Regions from separate parts of the Mus musculus genome. Here region 1 is linked to region 2. Evidence: chromatin loops called from intact Hi-C (ENCODE). Cell type or tissue: heart. All regions are shown on one strand.

Region 1 (8,000 bases), 49 kb after region 2:
GAGACACTTAAGTGTGGGTTCCTAGATAAAGAATGTTATCTGAATTACGCTAACCGTGCTCACACTGAGTGGTGATCCTCCAGCAGCCATCTGGTAGGCAGAAGCCTCCAGCCATTTGAAAATGTGTCCTCGTGAAGCTAATTAGCAGTGGTTAGTGGCTCAGCAGTAACTCTGTGGGGAAAATATTAACTTCTCTGAGGGTAATCCTGGGATCCTGTGAGAGACAATAACATGTGGCGGGAAGGAAAGTGGACCTCAGTTCTGTTTTCTTTAGCATTCTCTGTGGACCATATTCAAGAGCCTTTTGCTGTCCTACGGAAAGTGCAGGCTCTTTGGGGATAGCTGGCGCTGACTAAATGCTATGTTTCAGTAGGAACTACAGGCACCTCTCCAGTGGGTTTTCTTTTTCTTTTTTATACTTCCCTATTCATAGGTCATGTTGCCACAGTTGCTATATATCAGGCATTGTGCCAAGCTCAGCCACTATCACCCACTAGTGACACCCTTCATGTGGGTGTGGCTTACCCATTCCACCAAGGTAACTTTCTAGTCTTGAAAATAATAATCATATATTACTTACAAATGAGGTAGTTCTAATAACTAAAGTGTGACTACTGCTTGTTAATGAAGTATAAAGATTCATCTTTGGGCTTTGAGTATATCCAGAAACTAATAGTACCTTTGTCCCAAGAGTCTCTAATTCATGACTGAATATTGAAAAAAAAAAAAAAAAAGGGCTCGTGCAAGCATTGTGATGGATGGGTGGGTGATGGCAGGGAAGCCTGTTACTTGTTTTGATGCAGTGCCGTTTGTATAAGACTGGTGTTTTATGTCAGCCTCATGGAAGCTATTCTCATTGAGAGGAGGGAGCCTCAATTGAGAAAATGCCTGCATAAGATCCAGCTGTAGGACATTTTCCTTAATTAGTGATCGATGGGGAGGGCACAGCCCATTGTGGGTGGTGTCATCCCTGGGCTGCTGGTCCTGGGTGCTATAAGAAAGCAGGCTGAGCAAGCCAGTGAGCAGTGACCCTCTGTGGCCTCTGCATCAGCACCTGCCTCCAGGTCCCTGCCCTCCTTAAGTGCCTGTCTTGACATTGATGAAGAACAATGCCTGGAAGCATAAACCCAATAAACTCTTCCCTCCCTTGCTGCTGGTTATGGTGTTTCATCACAACGGTAGAAAAGGTTTTCAAGGAAAACAAGTGTGGATGCTGGGTTATTATTTTCTTTTGAGTTTCAGGTAAGAACTGCAGTTGTATTGGAAGGCTGTGGTTACTAGATGGCTTCTAGAGGACTGCCTACTAGATGCCTACGAGATAGCTCCACCCCTTGTGGTGTGGTACATCTTGTCTACCTCTGATAGGTGCACTTTCTAGTCATTGTCGGGAAATGGATTGAACAGGAGGAGCCTTTGGACTGTGACGTGGAACCTGAGCTTCATGTGACTGAGCGCTTTGGTATTTTTAAAGACCACATCTACCTGTGTAGGAAATGCAGGCGAGGAAATGGGAGTTTCCTCAGGTGGAGTCACTTGAGCAAAGTCACAGAACTGTGTGAGAGGTCTCAGAGGTGGGACTTAAGGGGGACACAGAGGCAAATTGCTGAGGGTGTGGCGTTTACTAGGGGAATCATTAATGCCATGAGCGGACACACAGGTAGTCCGTAGCGTGGAGGGGCTCTGAACACTGGAGCATCAGGAGCTCTGAAGAGAGGATGGCAGAGCCCACATGGTGTGATGAAAGCCAGCAGCCCCGCTCTCTGACACCCAGACAGAAGGCAGGGAGTGCGGTGGGAAGCTGGATGTGTGGCTACTAATACCTGCTTGGATGTGAACTCACATCCCCAGGCAAGAAACCCTGGGACCGAGAAGTCCCTTAGCCAGAGACTCACAGGTGTTTCTCAGTGGGTGCCTCTCAGCATCTGAGGGGGCAGGGGGTGCTGCAGATGGCAGCAGCTGGATTCTAACATTACATTCTCAGACCAAGGAGGTCTCTGAACCCCACCCATGTTGCTGGGAGTTGTTAATTTGTTTACGGAATCTTTTTGTTTGTTTGTTTGTTTGTTTGTTTGTTTTGTTTTGTTTTTTCGAGACAGGGTTTCTCTGTATAGCCCTGGCTGTCCTGGAACTCACTCTGTAGACCAGGCTGGCCTCGAACTCAGAAATCCGGCCTGCCTCTGGATTAAAGGCATGCGCCACCACACCCGGCTTAAAGAAACTTTTTATTTAAACAAAAAGGTTTTTCTTTGCTTACCAGCTAGCATAAACTTCGAGATACATCATTTGAAAGAAAAGCAGATACCATCGAGTTACTGTGTGTGACATTTTTTGATATCAGATTCCTGAGAATGTAGCATCTGGGGTGTCTTCGGAAAAGATTTAATCTTTAACTAAGTGCTTGAGTAGCAGTGGTCTCCAGTTTTAGACTCCACAGTTTAATTCAAAACTGTCCAGAAGTTTTGAAATGCTTTGCTCGATTAGTAAATTTGTAATAAATATAGATTTCGTAAACATACCAGAAATATAATTTTAAAACAAATCTGTGTAGGAAAAAAAATAGTGACTTTTTATTATTGCCAGCTTATTCCACCCTCCATATTTAAGTGCTCATGGAAGGAAGGGCGAAGCATGACAGAAAGCATTTAATGACCTAAAAACCTGCCTGGCACTTAGGTGAAGGGGATTAGAAAGGTGAGCATCCACTTCCCATGATGAAAGCCCAGCAGTTGTTTAAATAGAGCCCGGGCAGGAGGTAGGGTGGCTTATCTTTTCCTGACCTTGACCTTGGCCCAAGGTTGCAGCCTGAGCAGCTCCTTCTGTCGAAAGGAGATAACCGAAGTCCAGGCTGGATCTGGCCCTTCTGCCTTTCTGAGTTTTCTGTAATCTTGTCCCTTATTCATATCTTGGAAACCGTTTCCTTTTGCTACACCAAAGATGAGAAGCTGCTATTAGACTGTAGAATATAAGGTCCACCTGTTGTCTAGCTCTCTGAGACATTAGAGCTCTTTCTTTGTAGCTACTTACATTGTAAAGCAGAAAATGTCAGTCCTGCAGAACTATTGTGACTGGGTTACTCCCTGGTAGGCTTAAGTGTTTCAAGGGTTCTGGTTTTCCTTGGTAAATTGGAGGAGGCCTGAGGAATGATTGACTGAAAATACTGTCAAAGACAGAAACATGTTTTCTTTTTGTCTTAGTTAGGGTTTAACTGCTGTGAACAGACACCGAGACCAAGGCAACTCTTATAAAGGACAACATTTAATTGGGGCTGGTTTACAGGTTCAGAGGTTCAGTCCATTATCATCAAAGTGGGAACATGGCAGCATCCAGGCAGGCATGGTACAGGAGGAGCTGAGAGTTCTACATCTTTATCTGAAGGTTGCTAGCAGAATACTGGCTTGTAGGAAGCTAGGATGAGGGTCTTAAAGCCCACACCCACTGTGACACACCTACTCCAACAAGACCACACGTACTCCAACAGGGCCACACTTTTCTAATAGTGTCACTACCTGGGCCAAGCATATACAGATTGTCACACTTTTATTTCTTCCTTTTTTTTTTTTCTCTTTCTTCTTTTTCAAAATTTCAAGTGATCCACATGATGGTTTTTTAAAACCAGTCTCTAGTTTCTGTGATCTATAAATTTGACATCCTCTAGTCATACGAACATGTACACACATCAACTTTAAAAAATAAAAAAAAGGATAATTCTTGAGGCATAAAGATGCGGGGTGGAAAGGAGCCAAGGAAGGGAGGCTGACTGGGCATGTGGCCTCTGCTGGGAGTCTGGTCTGGCCTTTAGGACTTCCCCGGTGAAGAACCTCTGCTTCTGTTTTATCCATTATCCTCCCAGCTTGGGGTACCAGGATGGGGGCCGGGGGTGGGCGGAGGAGAGGACCTCATCTTTGCTCTCTGGTCGTCTGCCTTGTTCTCCTCCAAGAGTCAGGCTAGGAGACAGGAATGAACCCTCCTCCTCTCTCCCCACATCACAGAGCTGCCTTGGCTTCGCTTTCCTCTTGGGTCATTCTGGGCACTGGGCATTTCTAAGCATTTGAGAGAGTGCCCAGCATGTGCTAAGGCCCCAGAGGCTGGCAGTGAGCATTGGCTATTATTCTCTCCCTCCTGACACCTTGGGCCACCATTGCTCCTCTTTGTTCTTGTACCTGGCCACTTGTCAGCTGTCCCAGCTCTGCCCTGTCCTGTGCCCTGGCTGCCCAGGTGGCCTTTCTAAATGTCCTTCTGATCACTCCTCCCTCCTGCTTCAGACTCTGAGTTGGCAGCTTTGCCGAGGCTTTGCGGCTGCCCCGCCTGCCTGTGCACTCTCAGTTCATAGCACTGACTCCTTGGCTGCTGCCAGACCAGCCATAATGAACCGTTTGTAGTTGTATACACACCCCCTACTGTTCTGCACTCTGCTCCTTTGTGTTTGCTGGGCACCCCACCCCCACGTGAATTCCTGCTGGCCTTTCCCAGCCCTGTCTGCCTGACCCTGGAGGGCCCTTTCCCTTCTCTAGTGGAGTGAGTTACTGCTTTGCACAACTGGCAAGCTGCCTGTGTTACGGACGCTGCAGGAGAACCCTTGCTCTCAGGTGGTGTGGCACCACGGCTCAGTCAAGTCCCTTCACCTCGTTGGTTGATGTGACAGACTGTCCAGGTTACCCAGCTCCTGTCACCTCTTTCCTCATTGTTAAGTCAGGAGTAATAGAGATGACGTTCATTGGATTGTCTGAGAATCTAATGAGACCCCTGAATTAGTCAGGGTTGTCTAGAGGAACAGAGCTGATAGAATGTCTGTCTGTCTGTCTGTGGGATTTATTTATTAGAGTGGTTTGTAGGTTGTGGTCCAGCTAGTCCAACAATGGCTGCCTACCCATGGAAAGTCCAAGAGTTTAGTAATTGTTCAGTCCATGAGGCTGGATGTCTCTGCTGGTCTTCACTACCTGCTGGACTCCCAAAGAAGTATGCTCTAATGCCAGTGAAGGAACAAATTTGCCAGTGAGGATGAGGGCGAGCAGGCAGAGTGGCAGCTTCCTTTTCTGCGTCCTTCATTTAGTCTGTCAGCAGAAGGTGTAGCCCAGATTAAAGGTGTGTCTTCTACCTCAGGAGATCCAGATTCAAGGAGGGTCTTCCATTTCAAAAGATTTAATTAGGAAAACTCCCTCCCAGGTGTATGCATCCGCTTGGGTTTTAGACCCCTTGTTAATGTACACAGAATTACATCTCCTTATAGCATGCTTAATTTCCAAATGAAAACAATAACCAGGTCATAATGTTGCCTGACATGATAAAACTATCCCAGGTACAAACCACAAATGTATTATACATTTTAGAATAGGTGACAATGTTTCTTGAGAGACATTCTTTTAGTATCTCAGGATTTAAATATGAGAATCATTGATATTCTTTTAATTGGTGTTATTACATTATGTAATAAATCCGGAAGGGAAATACAGATATCTGCCCAAACACATTCTTAACAAAATGTGACAGAAATACTCAAGCCAATTATAATCGTCTTCCTGCAACTGCATGGCCTTAGCTGGTATTTATAACTACCTTCCTCTACTACTGTAGTCCCTCCATGCTCTGTAAGCACCTCAGAGTCTTGGCTCTTGTCCTGGAGGAGTGACTCATATCTTCATTCCTGAAGGGCCTGTACACTTTGACATCCTGCCTGGATTAGGCTGTTGTAGTCTCCTATTGACTTTTAATCATAGGACGTGGTAGCACCAAGAAGTGCCCTGAAGGCTCTCTGGCACTCCAGACATAATCTTTCTTACCTCCGTTGTGGAGAAGCAGTCCGGTTTCCCCTTGGTAATCTGGACCAGTCACCCCATTATTCCTTTCTTAGCGTGTTGGCTTAATGGCATCAGAAGGCCAGATTGGCCAGGGGTTTGTCTGAGCTCCCGGTTCAGTGAGATGTTTGTTGTGACTCCTGGCAGGGTTGCTCCCCACTCTAGAACCAAAACTTCTAGGTCAGCAGAACTTAAAGTTTTTGCAGTGGGATACTCGGGGTGATGGTCACGGGAATCATCTTCCCCTTCATCCCTTCTGCACCCGTGGATCCCACTGATTGAAGAAATTGTACCACATAGTGGACACATAATGGGGACCCCAGGCCTCTAAGCTGCTGCCACCTAATTGGCCCTGCAATTGTGCTTCGAAAGGCCATTCCATCATTCTGCTTCAGGATGGTGGGGAACATGGCAAGACCAGTGGATTCTAGGACTTAATTGTTTTATTGTTTTATGTACCACCAAAAAAAAAAAAAAAAAGGACCACATGCGGTTGTTGTGAGGGGTATTCTTGATTCCACAGATGTTAAAATGCGAAAACAGTTGGTGCACACCTACAGCCCCAGTCATGCAGAAGTCTGAGGCAGGAGGCTTTAAAAGTCCAAGGCCTGTTGAGACCTACGTAGTAAGTAAGGGAAATGTGGTGCATGCCTTTAATCAGCACTCGGGAGGCAGAGGCAGGCGGATTTCTGAGTTCGAGGCCAGCCAGGGCTACACAGAGAAACCCTGTCTCAAAAAAACAAAACAAACAAACAAACAAACAAACAAAGGATCTCCTCTTAAAATAAGAAAGAGGGAAGGTTTGGAGATGTAGCCTAGTGTTAGAGTGTTTGCTTAGTATGTGCAAGGCCATGTGCTCAGTCCCTGGTAACACAGACAATGAGATAAATACACACACACACACACACACACACGCACATGCACAAAAATGTATGTACTGGGATTGAGTGAGAGAGTTTCCCAGAGCCCCAGGCATGGTGTGCTTTGTACTTGGAAGCCTGTATGTTTGTCTCCTGCATTAGACTCTGGTCTGCAGGTGACACAGACTGTGGCTCCTTCCATGTTGTATTCTCAGAGCCTCGCTGGACAGTGGTACATGGCATCATAGTGGTACACAGCACACCTGTGGAGTTACTGCTCGAGAGCTGACCATCTTCCATCTCAAGCCCCAGATTCTAAGAGGCTTCAACCAGCTCAGTTCTTGCTTAGCTTCAGGTGTCGTCTTCCACTTCCCATCTCTTGGTCCTGGTCTTTACATCATGAGCTGAAACAGATGCAGGAAGCCTTTGAGCTCTATAGGACTGCTGGGATCGCATCTCTCCCTACTGTCTACCTGGGATTTCCCTGAAGTGTGATGGTGTGGGTTGGCTGGAGTTGAAGGAGAAAGTGCCTCCCCTGAGGGTCAGACAGTGACAGACTTCCCTGCCTTAGGCCTAGCTATGCGGTTTGTTGGAATTGACGTCCGAAGGACCCTTTCCAGGCATGCTCTCCAGAGACCTGGTTTTGTAGCAAATAGAATATAGGCTGAAACCTGGATAGCCCCCCTTGAATAATTCTGTTTCTCAGCCATTTCAAGACCACGTCACACTTGTCAGATGTGGGTTTTGATGTCCCCGTGTCTGGTCACATGCTAGGAGAGGCTGAGCTGGAGACTCTTAACTGGATGATACTGAGTCTTGATGTGAGCTACATTGTTATTCTTCACCGTGTGAAAGATTAAAGCAGGCTGCTTCATGCCTACTGCCCACTTCATTTGCATACAGAAAGCAACTTTGGGAATTTTCTGTAAAGAACAAAGTGACTTCATTATGCTACTCAGCCAAGTATGGCAATGGAAGCGAGGTGGTTTGGTTCACTTCTGTAGTAAACGAAGGGCACTGGCTGCATGTCCTAGTCACCCTTCCTGGCTCAGGAAGTCACTCATCACTTATTTGCATGGTTAGGGAGTTGGAAAAGGACAAACAGAATCCCTCACAACTGTGGTTGTGATTCCTTGAGATCTCTTTGTTCCCGCTGAGCCAGCACCTGGTCAGATAGGGAGGGCAGATGACCAGCCAGCTCTGACTTCCCAGCAAGAGCAGAGGTTTTAAGTAGTATAAGATTATCCAGAGTCTGGGAAGGAACTGAGCTGTTCTGTGAGTACATAGTGTTGGAGGTTAGCCGTGTCTGTTTCTCAGTGACAGAGCGTCTGTCCTGTGCGGGGTATCC
Region 2 (8,000 bases):
GTAGTGTCCCTTGCCTATATAAAGCAAGACCCTCCAGAAGGACTCCTTTGGAGTAATGTAATTCTTGTTTCTACCACCCCATCCTGTCCAGAGCAAGCCTAGCGTGGCCAGCAGGGGGTGAGGTTTTGGAAGATGCTTTCAGGTCACCCCAAAGGAACAGACTAACTGGTATCCTTGGGGCACGAGGAAAGTTCTGTTTAGCCATTGACAGCTGCCCACCAGATTTAACACACACCCTGACCAACTCTCCGTGTCTTGAACTACAATCTGCTGGTGATCGATCAGTAGTGATTAAGTAGAACACATCTAACTTAATTACCTACAATGACATTCTAGATGTTAACCAGGGATAGAAGATTGCTTGACATCAGAAGTTGAGCAGACTCTGGGGGTCATGGTTGGTGGTTGGTGTCCCTGTGAGATGACCAGGTCAAGGGGTTAGATGTAATGGCTCATCCCACTCTCTCCTCCTACTTCAAGTGCCCAGAGGGCAGGCGAGGAGTGGAGCTGCCCGTGCATCTGCTTCATGTGCAGCTGGGAAAGGGCACCCCTCCCCACCTCTGCTAATGGTTGCCGCAAAGGAATGTTGGCTTGGTGCCAAAGCTGCCTTTTCAAAGGGAAGCTGGGAATTTGGTTTTCCAATGGAAGCATGATTTTTAAATTTTGGATAATAATTTTTATGTTTCCCCATTTTAAGTCCCAGTAATGTCTCTAGATTAGGTTTAGCTAAATGGCTACTTGGAATTATGAGTTTATTATATTGGGAGTCCACTCTGAAGGGTGCTAACTGTATTCCGAGGCTTAGGAACTTTGACAGAGTGGATTAAAGCTAAAGTGGGGCTGGAAGCACCTCTGTGACTCGTAGCAGTATTGGGGGGCAGCCCTCATACTTCACTGTTTCATAAGTTGAACCCTGGGTTGACCCCGGGAAGTTTCCAGTTAAATTGCATTTGGCTGAAATGGTCGCATGTTGGATTTCATCTTGAAAGTTAGTATCCTGCTAAAAATGAAGGGCTGACATTTCATGCTATTGTTATTTTTATTCATTTTGTAGATCGAGGTATTCATACTTACTAATTGTTGTCAAAATTATCTTATGGAGTAAGGCATTAAAAAAGTGTAGCTAGTGAGAAATCAATTACTATTTGGAAAGGCCTTTGTTGTCTTACACGCTGTCGTTGGTATTTCCAGTTTTTCTTGAATGTATATTGATTTGGGGCCAGAGTGTTTTTATCACGTGATAACTTTTCAGGCTTTGGAATTTAAGTTTAATCCCCAGGCTGCTTCACAGCCGAGTGCTAGCGTGCCTTTTTAAATACTAAGTCTGACACAGCTGTTCGTATTAGCTGCATCCCCAGAATAGAAGTGACAGAGATTTTTGGTGTGTGAGTGGAGGACGGGCGAAGGGAAGGGACACTTGGTACCTCTGGAGATAGTCAAGGGCTCCTTAGTAGAAAATGACAATCCTGGGGACTGGCATTGCAGTCCCTGGGTAATGCCAGCTAGTTCTGTCGTCTTTTGTTCTTAGACAATACTCTCAAGCTGCATAATAATTTGGCATCGCGGCCTTGGGCTTTAGCAAGTGGAGATGGTGATATAGTCATCAAAATTGTTGAGCTGTGTGCTAAGATTTTTGATATTCATTGGGGGAGGATTCATTTCTGAAGACTCAGTTTCTTTATAAGATACAAGAAACATACAATAGAGGAGAAATCACAAGCTCCACAAAGCTGTTTGACATAGATGCTGAGTTTTACCACTTAGAACTGTAAAGTAGTGTGTGAGTTTTATTATTTCTGTTTTTATTCACTTATTTTTAAGAGTATGACATTGGGTAGGAGATATGTGAGTCCAGGTTTTTGTTTTTAAAGTCCTACTTGGAATATCAGAGCTAAAAGATGTTACAGACCCTTTCAACAAAGAAAAAAACAGCCTGGGACAGCGCCAGAAATCTGCTCTTGGAGTCTTTTCCCCTTTTTTGTATTTGTCAAAAGTGTGAACCTCTAGAGAATGATGAGCATATTAGAGTTCTATTTCTTGTTTTGTCTATAACTCCAGATTTGGTAAATGCTTGGCAGGGGAGTTAGCTTATAAAATGAAGGAGAAAGGCGGCACCAGGTCAGTTTGCCCTGGTTAGACGGGTGGCCCCGGCCAGCAAGCAAATACCTGCCTCAACTTCATAGTATAAGCAGTGTAAGCAGTGTGTGGCCGGCCAGGCGTGGAAAAGGAAGGGGGACTGTTCTGTGTCTTGCTGTTATTATATCAGGAAAGATAGACTGTGATACAAACCACGAACCTTGGATCTTGAGCTCAAGTAGGCTTGCCTCTGACCAGAGACACCATCCTGGACTGTGTAGATTTGGCAAGTGTTGTCTGTGTCAAAGTTAGTGATTGTATCCTGCCTGACGAGTTTGCTATTACTTAAGATGGTGAGAATTACCATTTGTTAGTAAAGATGGTGGCAGAGGATAAGTTTCTTATTTATTGAGTGCCATAGGTCAGTGCTATGAATCAGGAGCTGTAGTAAGTCCTGGAGAGATACGGAGAGCAGGGGCATACTTAGTGGGCGAGACGGACTGACAGATATTTACAGCATGTGAATCAGAGTCAGAAGACAGCTGTGTTAGAGTTTGGATAAGACTGCCACAGCAGTGACCCAGAGAGAGAGGGAGAGGGCAGGGGGAGGGAAGAGAGAGGAGGGAGAGCCCCACAGAACAGTTGTGGCATAAACTGCACATGGATGATATCTGCTCCACCTGCTGATATAAAGTCCCTTGTTTCATGTCACAGGTGTTACCAGCCACACTGAGGCTGGCTCATGTTAGGCAGCTGGGTTTGTATGAGAGTCCCCTGCAGCCCTTGTTAAAACAGTGGTTTTCCATAATGGCTGTGTTAATTTACATTTCCGCCCACAGTATGCTAGGATCCCCTTCCCCCATGTCCACGCCCGCACTTGGGTCTCCTGTGTCTTTGATGATAGAGCTCTTCTTGCTGGAGTGAGGTGGCATTTCTCCGTCTCTCCGGTGCCTTTGATTTGCATTTCCCTGATGATGAGTGATGTTGAACATTTGTACTAAGAAAATTTTACACGGGACAACAGTATCATCCGGCAGTTGTACAACTGTGTGTAAATGCAGAGGAAACGAAATCTGCGTGTTGAAGAAACATCTGCATTCCCGTGATTATTGCTGCGTTAGTCACAATAGCCAAGAAATGGGAACACCCCAGGTGTCTGTCTGTCAACCGATACGTGGAGGAAGAGAATGTGCTACATATACACAGGGGAATCCTGTCTGCATACACACATGGGAATCCTGTCTAGTCGTACAAAGAGTGAAACCATGCCTTGTATGGTAGCATGGGTGGAACCAGAAGATGTTATTGTCAGTGAAATAAGCTGGGAGAGAAGGAGGTGCATTGTGAACTCACTTTAAAAGTCCACCTCGGAGTGCGTAATGGCTCCCAGCATGTGAGGATCCAGTGTGCTGATGCACAGAAGGTAACTATAGGTAACAGTGATGGGCTGCGTATTTCAGAAAGCCAAAGGGAGAGGCGTTGATGTTTGCACCATAAAGAAATGCTGTCTGAGGGGGCGATAAAATAAGTGTGACCCAACGGAAACTCTGTACAACCTATGTGTGTATTGTCACATGGTATTCCACACATAGGGATGTTTTCAAAGTTCTCGTGTGTCAGTGAAAATTAAATGTAAAGTAAGTGTGTGGGCTATACCATCAGGGGTTCTGATTTAGTGAGGCGGAGTTGGATGGTTGGTTGTGTCTTAAGTTTATAGGTGATGCTGTCATAGTTCCCAGACATTCATTGGATGAGAAAGATAGGGGTCCCTGCTTACATGGCACAGACATTTACTTCTGCTCATGGTGCTTTGCAAGACCTTTGAAACATGGAAATGGAGCTGAGGGTGGCTAGGAGCTATAGCCAGCTGCAGCTCTGGTACAGTGGAGCCACTGGGCAGGCTTGCCTCAGCCTGGACCCATCTAAGGTGTGTGTGTGTGTGTGTGTGTGTGTGTGTGTGTGTGTGTGTCGGTGTGTGTTCATATATAGAACATAAGTGTGTTGCTCAGGCTGAAGGATACATTCTTTTTTTTTTTTTTTTTTTTTTTTCAGGCTTCTCGGAGCAAAAATACAACTTGCAGAGAGGAACAGTGTTTGTGTAACACGGGCTCACTCCTTCAGCAAACATTGGCCATGTGCTAGGCTTTTCAGTTTCAGAGAGTAGAGAAAGAGTAGGCAGGGTCTGATGATAGGGCTAATTAAAAGCCAAACACTGGGGCTGGAGAGATGGCTGGCGGGTTAATAGCACTGACTCAAGACCTAAGTTTGATTCCCAGCATGCACAGACTACTCACAACTGTCTGTAACTCTGGTTCTGTGTGGAATCTGCCCCTCTCTTCTGCCCTCTGCAGGCACCAGGCGTGGATGAGGTACACAGAGAGGCATGCAGGGGAAAACACACACCCTAAAACAAACCCCATTGCACCTGACATTCAGGAGCCAACCTGTGCTTACTTACCGAGAGGAAGGTGTTTATGCCTCCCGGTCTCTGTGTGCACAGAGCTATGACACTCCAAGTGCTCTGTGGATGGCGCTGCTGTTGTCAGGCAGCCTTTTATGCAAACTGTCTGTTTGCAGAAATAACACTTCCTGGGGAAACCTCTGGCCTGGGTGGGCTGACTGCCACTTGAATGCCCCTGGATGTCACACTTGTTCCCATTGTGAAGGCATCCGTTTCCATTTTCCAGGTAGTTGTGGTTGCTTACAAAGTTTCTGGATAAATTCACAAGTGTCCCAAGTAGCTATCTTCCCAGTTACCTTCTAGAGAGTTGGGGCACCTCTGATTCTCATCTCCTGCAGCTGGTTGGTTATGAATGATTACATTTTAGTGGGCTAGGTGTCAGGCAGTGCCTTGGGCTTTCTCACGAGCGGACATTTATGTCTCTGGTGGGGTAGGGTCAACGTCTGAAAGCCTAGTGTTTGAGCACTCTTTGCTCATTTGAAAATGAATTCATCAGTTTGCCTTGCTGTTTACTAAAAGGCACCAAAAAGACCAAAGTTGTTGGTTTAGCACTGGGCACGTTCTCAAAACTAATTCTGAGGAGATGGGCCCCAAGCATCTTTCCTGTAGACTTAGCGGGCTCATATCTGAGCTAGCTCACGTGAGCTAAGAGGTGTAAGAAGAGTGGACTATGGGAAAAGCTTGTATAAGTCTGTTAAAAGAGGGACTCAACCCTGCAGGGGTCCAGTCTTCACCTGGTGTTAGGATGGTGTTAAAGCCACACCCAGGCAGATCACCGGAGACCCTCTCATTATTCCTGCAAACAGTTGTTTGTCTTTCTCAGATCCATACAATGTAAGATTCATAGAATGTCAGAGGAGTTCTGACTGTTGACTTCCGGACTGTTGACTTCCGGGTTAATGAGAACTGTGGATGTTAGGGTGCCCCCCCCCCCCATGCCTCCCCTTTCTTCACATTGCTTACATGGTTTTTGTTACTCATGTGTTTGAGGTTTTTTTTTTTTTTTCTTTTGAGAGATTGTTCTGGCAGAGCTACCATTTTGCTTTTAACCCACAAGATAAGAAGAATTCACCAACAGCTTTTTCACGAAGGACCGTTTTTATGACAACTGAAACCAACAATCAGAGGCAGTTCTCGAAGTTCATTTAATGCTAGCACATGAAATGGTTTCACAAACGGGAATATTAGGGACAGTAATTTTACAGGAAAATAAGCGTGTCTTAAAGGATCTAAGGTCCTTGCTGAGGTGGTTTGTGTGAGTCCTCTCTCGATAGTCATTTGTTTTCCATTCATAGCCCTGTCTTCATTAGCTACCATGGAATTTTACTCTTGTAGAGACAAGTGGACTTGTAGGTTAACTGGTAGCTGGTGAATGTATCAGACACAGAGGTGATTTGCATGCTGAATTGCATACATAATGATTATATGTATTTGAAGCTAATATTTGTTAACAATAAATATGCACGATATGCATAGTTTATATAACTATTTTCTGATCAGAAATGATGGCAGCTTGGACTGTGTGTAGATGACTACTGATCACTGTGGACTTAGGGCAGCTTTGAGTGACTAGGAGGCAAGTAGTAGCCAGAGCCAAAGCCAAAGCAGAGTCGTGGACTTGGGCTCAATGACAGAGCAAACCCAAACTTCAGTCCCTCTGAAGAAGTGAGATGAAGTTAGCTATTTCGTGTTCTGACCCCTCTGTGAGTATTGGCACATGTTCATTTCCATTTTGTCTGTTTTGATATTACTGCTCAAGTAGGGATCTGAATTTACATTGTATTTTTTAACCTGGTATAGAAGATTATGTCTCTATTGTATAACCTACAAAAGTAGTTAAGTAAGGAGATTTCAAAATCAAGCATTATTCTCCATCCACAGACAATTTCCTAGACTTACTAAAGTTACTACTGTGTGCGCGCACGCTTGTGCACCACAGAACACAGAGGGCCGCTCTCAGGACTTGGTATCACCTTCCACTTCCACGTTTCCCCTGGCCCACTTACTCAGAGCTAGCTGGCCCCGGAGCTTCTGGGTGAGTCTTCTGTGTCTATCTCCCATCCCGAGGTGGAGTGCCGGGATTCCAGGTATCAAACTCATCTGGCCTGTGTGGCGAGAAGTCTTCGGAGCCATCTTGCCAGCCTGTTAACGTGTTTTACTTTCTTTAGAGGGAATAGGTAGAGTTAAACAGAATTAGGCTCACGTGGAATGTGTTGTTTTTGTGAACTTGGTTTTTGATTTAACATTGAGAAAAGTCAGTGCTTTCTAAAGTATGTGTGGTGGTGAGCTATACATTGTGTTATTCCTCAGTTTGTAATCTCCACTGTCCAGAGCTTGCAGGAGGTTTCTTAGGCCTGTACTGCTTGCGTCTGTTACTCTCTCAGGAAGAGGTTTCTTGAGTTTAAAGTGACTCGGAAAATCACTAGTTGTTTTTTCAAACTTATTTAACATTGAACTTTTCAGTTGTTACAGTTTATTGGTTTCAATATTTTCACTGCTCTGGGCTCTCCATGCCTCTGCCTTGTAGACGAGGTTCTGCTCTGTAGGACTGGACTGCTCGGCTTGTGTGGCCCAAGGTGCCTCCCCCACAGTGCCTGGGACTTGGTGACCTGGATGGGAGGACTAGGGACTTGCTTTATCAAGCTGTGTGGCCAGCTCTTCTTTGGCCTTGGCTGAGAGGGATCCTTAGGCTATGTTCTCTGTCCATGTTTATTTACCAGAGAACGTTTCCTGTATACCGAGCCTTGTGCCAGCCTCTGCAGATATTTGACACATGTTTAGGTGTAGTTTTATGATGATGGTATTTTAAATTTTGTAAAAATTGGACCAAATTAATTAAGCCTCCAAATCACTGATCGTTCTATCAGCATAAAAACAAACAAAAGTCCGAAGCATGCTGTTACCTCTAAGCAGGTCTGAGAGTTTCATCATTATGCCTCAGTTATTGGTACTGTTTCTTCATAAGGTTCACTCTGGGATCTCATAGTGCATTGTGGCTGGCTGGTGATCTTCAGGGGTGCTGAGAGCCACCTGCAGCAGCACTGCTGTCTGAGCTGTCTGCTTGTGTGGCCCAAGTCACTGTAACTAGGAGCCATGAACTACACAGATACTGACATCTGGCCCCGTGTCATGTTGCTGATGAGTGGGAACAGCTCTGCTCCTCTTTGGTGTCTGAACTGTGGATGATGAGGGAACGAAGAACTGGCCCGACACTTTGGAATTCAAACACCGGGGAGGTAGAGACACCCTTGGGACTCATGAGCTAACACACACATATGTATACATATACACATGTGCAACATACATATACATCTATACATACACGTATACATGTGCACACATATACAACACACATGCATACATAAACACATATAAGATGCTTACTGGCCAGCATGCAAGTGCACACACAACATACACATGTGCACACAAGCACATGAACACACACACACAGTTGAAAATAAAC

What was found. A loop is a pair of places that touch in the nucleus more often than their neighbours do. Peaks named below come from ENCODE experiments on the same cell type or tissue, not always from the same donor. Only the 100,000 strongest peaks of a DNase experiment are listed, where the experiment ranks them.
Region 1: a loop joins it to region 2, with 2.9 times the contacts of the local background. A loop is called at or near these places in 3 of 42 quality-filtered maps.

What each region holds. Positions count from the first base shown.
Region 1 is chr12:24,889,895-24,897,894 of GRCm38, forward strand. All of the region lies in intron 3 of Mboat2 (membrane bound O-acyltransferase domain containing 2), which reads left to right. Among named protein-coding and RNA genes, the nearest start is that of Mboat2, 62 kb to the left of the region's middle. In heart, no CTCF peak of the experiment used is centred here; DNase peaks (open chromatin) are centred at 4,157, 4,307 and 5,627; H3K27ac peaks cover 2,947 bases.
Region 2 is chr12:24,841,191-24,849,190 of GRCm38, forward strand. The region is part of intron 1 of Mboat2 (membrane bound O-acyltransferase domain containing 2); the gene reads left to right. Among named protein-coding and RNA genes, the nearest start is that of Mboat2, 14 kb to the left of the region's middle. In heart, CTCF peaks have their summits at 119 (motif pointing right) and 4,421 (motif pointing left); no DNase peak of the experiment used is centred here; H3K4me3 peaks cover 332 bases; H3K27ac peaks cover 2,171 bases.